2 separate regions of the Homo sapiens genome follow, and region 1 is linked to region 2. Evidence: read pairs that join two places in POLR2A ChIA-PET (ENCODE). Cell type or tissue: OCI-LY7. All regions are shown on one strand. Each heading gives the region's core, and the rest is flanking DNA. Links, peaks and the distances in the headings are about the cores only. Region 1 has its middle 8.1 kb from the start of KBTBD8. Region 2 has its middle 50 kb from the start of KBTBD8.

Evidence for each region. Peaks named below come from ENCODE experiments on the same cell type or tissue, not always from the same donor. Only the 100,000 strongest peaks of a DNase experiment are listed, where the experiment ranks them.
Region 1: POLR2A ChIA-PET joins it to region 2 with 15 read pairs; 5 of 35 experiments call an interaction of 5 or more read pairs at or near these places.

What each region holds. Positions count from the first base shown.
Region 1 is chr3:66,988,791-66,991,720 of GRCh38, forward strand. No RefSeq gene overlaps it. Among named protein-coding and RNA genes, the nearest start is that of KBTBD8, 8.1 kb to the right of the region's middle. RefSeq lists enhancers at 1-660, 661-1,410, 1,416-1,475. In OCI-LY7, for the core only: CTCF peaks have their summits at 1,225 (motif pointing right), 1,428 and 1,840; DNase peaks (open chromatin) are centred at 1,221 and 1,701; H3K4me3 peaks cover 984 bases; H3K27ac peaks cover 910 bases.
Region 2 is chr3:67,047,309-67,050,238 of GRCh38, forward strand. No RefSeq gene overlaps it. Among named protein-coding and RNA genes, the nearest start is that of KBTBD8, 50 kb to the left of the region's middle. RefSeq lists a silencer at 793-852. In OCI-LY7, for the core only: no CTCF peak of the experiment used is centred there; DNase peaks (open chromatin) are centred at 913, 1,293 and 1,583; H3K4me3 peaks cover 1,814 bases; H3K27ac peaks cover 2,500 bases.

The sequences.
Region 1 (2,930 bases), core at 266-2,765, 58 kb before region 2:
ACCAATTTTTTGACGAAGAATTTGCACAGCAATTAAATTTCCCCTGTGACTGCAGGAACCTTGTAAGTAAAAGAATTTCAAACTGAGCTTAGGCATGCTCCTTTGACCTGTTTTAGCCTGAGCAATTAATAAAGTGTTTGGATTGTATTTGCACTACAAGCCTCAACTCCCTGAAGAGTAAGTAGGCTAACACACAGGTGGAAAAATTAGCAATTTATTGATTCGGTACATTCCAAACATAGTTGAAGCTTTCTTAAGCTGTTTCTAAGACCCCAAGCTGTGTGCATTCTTGTGATCATATTGGCTCCCTCTCAGCCATCGGGATTAACATACTGCTGGGCCAGGGTTTGCCTTCTGATTCACAAATTAACAACCCACAAATATCCTTTTGCCAGGTAGTCAGTTCCGGAGTCAGTTCTTCTGCAAGGCTTGAGGCTCAGACTAGGAAACAAAACTTACCCTCTGGGAAATAACATTAAACCTAAATTCTAACACAATTTGATGCTGAAAGATCAAAGATTCCTCAGTGTAGTTTACTAATAGTTCCCCACCGTTAAGTATAAAAAATTCCTTCCACATGCCTTTCGCCTCTGCATTCAACTGTGTTTGACAAAGCCTGTCTCACAAACTCAATTAGAACCACTGAGCTTAAACACACCCCTTTCCTTGGTCACTTACAGTAGATCTTTTCCTGACTGCTCCTATCGTGGCAGGGACTGCTCTTAGAAAAATGTGCTCTTGTAAAAAAGATCTCACAATAGCTCTCACATGAAGCTTATCGTCAATGGTCAGTGTCCGATTATGTCATGCCGTGTTGTTTTTCCAATGGGACAGACTGCTGCTTTCATCAAGTTGGAGGATATATTTATGGTACTGTTTTGAAGGGCAGTGTTTTAAGTTTGAATTACAAGATATTTTTGAAAATATAGTCAACTCTTTCATTTGGAGCTCAAAATGAATATACTAAATCTGCACTTCTGAATAGAAGTCCATATGCCTGGACATAAAATGTGCAGTGATAGAGCACAGTGGGACTTCATGAGTATTGGTGTATATAGTCTCAACTATAGACATTTCGAAGGCATAATTTTCATTTCAATAGATTAAGGCATGTGTGTGAGAAAAGCGTGAAAATTATAAGAGCCCAGAGTTCTTAACTATTGACATTTGGGGCCAGATAATTCTTTGCTGAGGTATAGCCATCCTAGCCTCTATCCACTAGGTGCCAGTATCAACATTCACACCCCAAAAGGAGACAACCAAAAATGTCTCTAGAGATTCCCAAATATTCCCTGAGGGACAAAAATCACCCTTGGGGAGAATCCCTGCAATAAATTGTTTTGGTTTATTTTCCCATGTGGCCAAAGTAAACCAATCTTAGAAAGTGCTGGTTTGTCTTAGTCATATGTGAATATGCTACGGAGTGTCTACTTACCTGCACGGTCACAAGGTTTTCTTTATCTCTGCATCACTAAGAGTGTCTAGCACAGTCCTCTTATAATATGTCTGTGATTGGTGCTGATTCCCAGATGTTTCTAGCTTTTCTCCTTCCGGGAATGGTAGAATAGGACTTCCTATTATACTTCCACTTTAGATGGTCACATGACTTGTTATGGCCAATGAAATGGGACTGGAAGTGATGCGTGTTTCTCCAGGTGGAAACATTAAGATCCAATGCACAATTTACCACGTTTCCTTTTTTTCTGGCATGGTGACCAAGCACATTTGCCAAGATGGCTGCTCTCTCAGTCTGGCCTCTCAGTTACTGCAAAGAGTAGAGCCCCCTGCTGATCTGACTTGGATATAAGCATGAGTGAAAAACAAAATTTTGTTGATATAAGCTGCTGAAAGTGTGGGGTTGTTTGTTACAAGTAACAGTATGTGTTAGTTACAACTAACAGTATGATAGGCTAAGATATGTTTTCAGTGTCACAGACATTTGAATTCAGAGCGCCTATGAGTGGTTTGGTTCCTTTTCTTCCATACTTTAGAAAGGTTAGGAATCACCAGTGATGATGAGCCTATGCCACCACATTGAGCTGAGAAGACAGCTGCATCTTGGGTTCCTGCTCCAGCTTAACTGTGATTAATCTGTAAACTGGTTAATTTACCATGAAGAACAACAAATTAATTGCTATATAATAAGCTGAAAAATTAAATGGAATTTTCATTTTACTATTCAAGTACTACCACAAGTAGTAATAACTAATATTTACTGAGTACTTTCTCTGTACCAGTGGCTGAGCTAAACACTCTGCATATATTTGCATAGATTATCTCCTTTACTCCTCATAATAGTTCTGTAAGGTTAATGCTCTTTTAGCCCAATTTTAAAGCTGGGAAACCTGAGGCATGAAGAAATTATTAGCTTCCTCTGCGTCATAGCTAGAAAGTGTTTCAGTGAGATTTGAACTTGGGTAGTCTGATTCCAGAGTGTGTGCCTCTTCACAGTTACGGGAATCTACCTCCTAAAGAGTGATTTTCACTCTGATACCCCAGAAAACCAGGTACGTATGTATTGTGCAGACATAGACACAAGTTAGAGCTATGTGTTCTCTAACAAAGAGGTCTTGAGAAACATTGGAGAAAGCAGCCATATATTTGAATTGGCACAAGATCAGTTAAAGGCTGGTTCTTCTCCATGGATTATGGTAAACCGAGTCGCTCAAATCTACTGTAATTAAGTGAATATAATTCTTTCTTAGGGATTAAACTGGGTATGCAAGAGAACAACATGTAAAACATCTGTTCTTAAGATGCTTCTTTGGCCCTGTGTCACAACTAATCTACTTAGTGTTATAATTTTGTTTCCAGATATATATATACAGCATTCAGCCACAATTATGACTAAGGCTTAAAGTCTCTATTATATTAACCTGCCATCTTTAAGTCTTACAGCCAGTAAGGTGGCTTATCTCCAAATATGACTC
Region 2 (2,930 bases), core at 199-2,698:
ATTAATATTGCATTTATAAGAAGTTCAATTGTATGGAAAGAGATGTCCAAGCAAATATTATTTTGAAATTTGTGCCTGACAGCGAAAGATCAGGCATTAATGCTCTCCAATGTGTTAACATTTGGTATTTAGCACTTTTGAACAAGTTGGTTTGTGTGTTTGTGTGTTACAGTATAAATCACATCAAAAAAAGTATAAAGTCATGTTTGAATTAAACAACATTGTGTGACTCCTGAAGCACATTTTGAAATAGCTTTTAAGATATCTCAATAGTAGAGTCAGAGTTTTGGGACTTAGGATTGGAAACAATTACTACAAGCCTAAAATCCTGAGCTTTCATGTTGGTGTATAAATCCCATAAATCTCTTAATCACTCCTAGGGCAAGCTTTCATCTAATTTTCCCAAGAGAGAGTTATCAGACAAATTCTTGGAGTTCAATTAGGGCATGTTGGAGCTCTTCAGAGGATAGGTTTCATATAATTCTAATAAATCAATATGAATCCCAAGCTTGTATAATATAATTGTGTTAAATTCACTTCTTCAGAATGCTGTGCTATGACATTATGTCTTTAAATTGTTATCACAAAAGGCTGAATTTCTTTTCTAAAAAAAAGTAAAGTTAAACCTTCTATAAGTAAATAATAGGGCATTTTCTAAAGCTGTCTCACAGTGTATTTTTCTGGTTTGGTCTTTAGTTAATTTTACCACTGGTCTGTATCAACTAAAGGTATTTTATTTAAGATGTCACGAATAGTAATAATTACTGAAAAAGATATAGCACCTTAACTTAGGAGGCTGGTAATCTGTCAGAAGCGTAAAAATCATTAACACATGTATCCTTTACATAACTGAATTCACTTAAAAGGCAAACTACCAGGGTCTATAATTATAGCCTGATTACAACTTTCACTTCCTGTGTCAATTTCATGAAATGAAATCCATTCAGCGCACCAGCATGGCACATGTATACATATGTAACTAACCTGCACAATGTGCACATGTACCCTAAAACTTAAAGTATAATAAAAAAAATAAAAAAATAAAGTCAGCTCATAATAAAAAAAAATTGTCTTCATATCTCAGTTTGTTCTTCTTCCTGTTACTGTACTTTAGAAGAGTAATAAACTCTATTTAGCAACTCCTTTCCAAAAGTAGGCAATGTAAAATAAGTCAGCTTCTTCTAAAGCATTCATGTAAATGATTTTAGCCTTCCTCAGTCTTGACCTTTACTTACATTTCCCTCATTATGATAATTTTTCAAGCAATCTGTGAAAGATAATATCACAACTCTCACTTCCCCTAATTATAGGCTTGTTGTGAGAGCTGTATTTGCACTCTCCCACCTTCTTCCTGTTTTGTCCTTATGTTAATCTGTGAAAGAACTAATGGGCATAAATCCTTTAAAAATTATTTAATTCTGGTAAAAATACTTCACATGAGATCTACCCTCTTAGCAAATATTTAAGTGTACAATTATAGTTGACGATAGGTACGATGTTGTATTTGCATTTTTTTGTCTCTGTATTCTATTGACCAAGCTAGGCTCCTGAAGTGGTGTAGCACTATCTGGCATGGTGGATAGTGACATGAGAAGCCAAAAATGACTTCAGAAAGAGGGTAATTCAGAGGACTCATTAGCTTAGGTGCGAGGGAGACACACTACTGCATTGGAGTTGCATACAACTAAAGGGTTTGCTGGACAGCCAGATTTAGTCAGGCAAGTTCTGCCTTCTTGTTCAGATATGTTTTAGCTGGATAGAAAACACTTAAGAAATATCTATTAAGTAAATCCATTCACATAACCAGATATGGGAAAAAGCTGTGTTAGCATGTTCCTGGTATTGTAGAAACCCCATTTTTCACCAATGTACAAATAGAAGGCTCTGCTAAATAACTAATTATTACTTACTGCTATCCTAATAAAGGATAAGAAGAATGCCCATTTATCCAAGTGGGAAAAATTGAAATAATTATTTATTCTTGTTTTTGGAGTGTACTTATACATATATACTTGAGTGTGACTTTCATTCTGGAAACTCACATTGCTTAAAAAAAATTAAGCCACATTAAACTGAAGTTAAATAGTAGTCAAACTACGATTATCTGACTCAAGTGACAACACATTTATCTTTTTCCCATTCTTTCTTTGCTGATCAGTTCTTCAGTTCCAATATAGCTCCCCGTTGACTGCAGCAAAGCAACAGCCTTGATAGAGTTGATTTTTTTCTTCCATTTACTATTTCCCATCTTACTTATCACATAGGAAAAAAGAAGTGCTTTGCCATATATTGCAACTTCCAGAAAAACAAAATCTTCTTTATTTACATTAGAAAGCCCTGAAATAAGTGGAGCAGGTGAAATTGTCACAAAATTTGAAGGCATGAGTTAGCATGGTTAATCAGACATTCTATTCAAAGGTAAGGCACATAGGCTGTCTCATCTTTGACAGGAAGTATAGAGGACTAATGATTTTATCCATTCTTTCTCCCTCATTTTGCTTCATGCAATATACAAAAAATGATTCAGGTGGGTGAAAGACTTACATGTGAAAAGCAAAGCTTCTACGCAATTTTTTAAAAGGAGTTAGGGGAATATTTTTGTGTCATTTGCTAAGATTTGGTTGTTTGACCCCTCCAAATCTCATATTAAAATGTGATTCCTAATAAGGTGTTTGAGTCATGGGAGTGGATCCCTCATGAATGGCCTGGTGTTATCCTTGAGATAATGTGTGAATTCTTGTTCTATTAGTTCCCATAAGAACAAAAAAGAGCCTGGTGAAAAAATAAAATAAAAATAAAGATAAAAAAGAGCCTGGAACATCCCTGCCACCCCGTTGCTTCCTCTCTTTCCATGTGTCTCTGCACATGCCAACTCCCCTTCACCTTCCATTATGAGCGGAAGCAGCCTGAAGCCCTCACCAGAAGCAGAT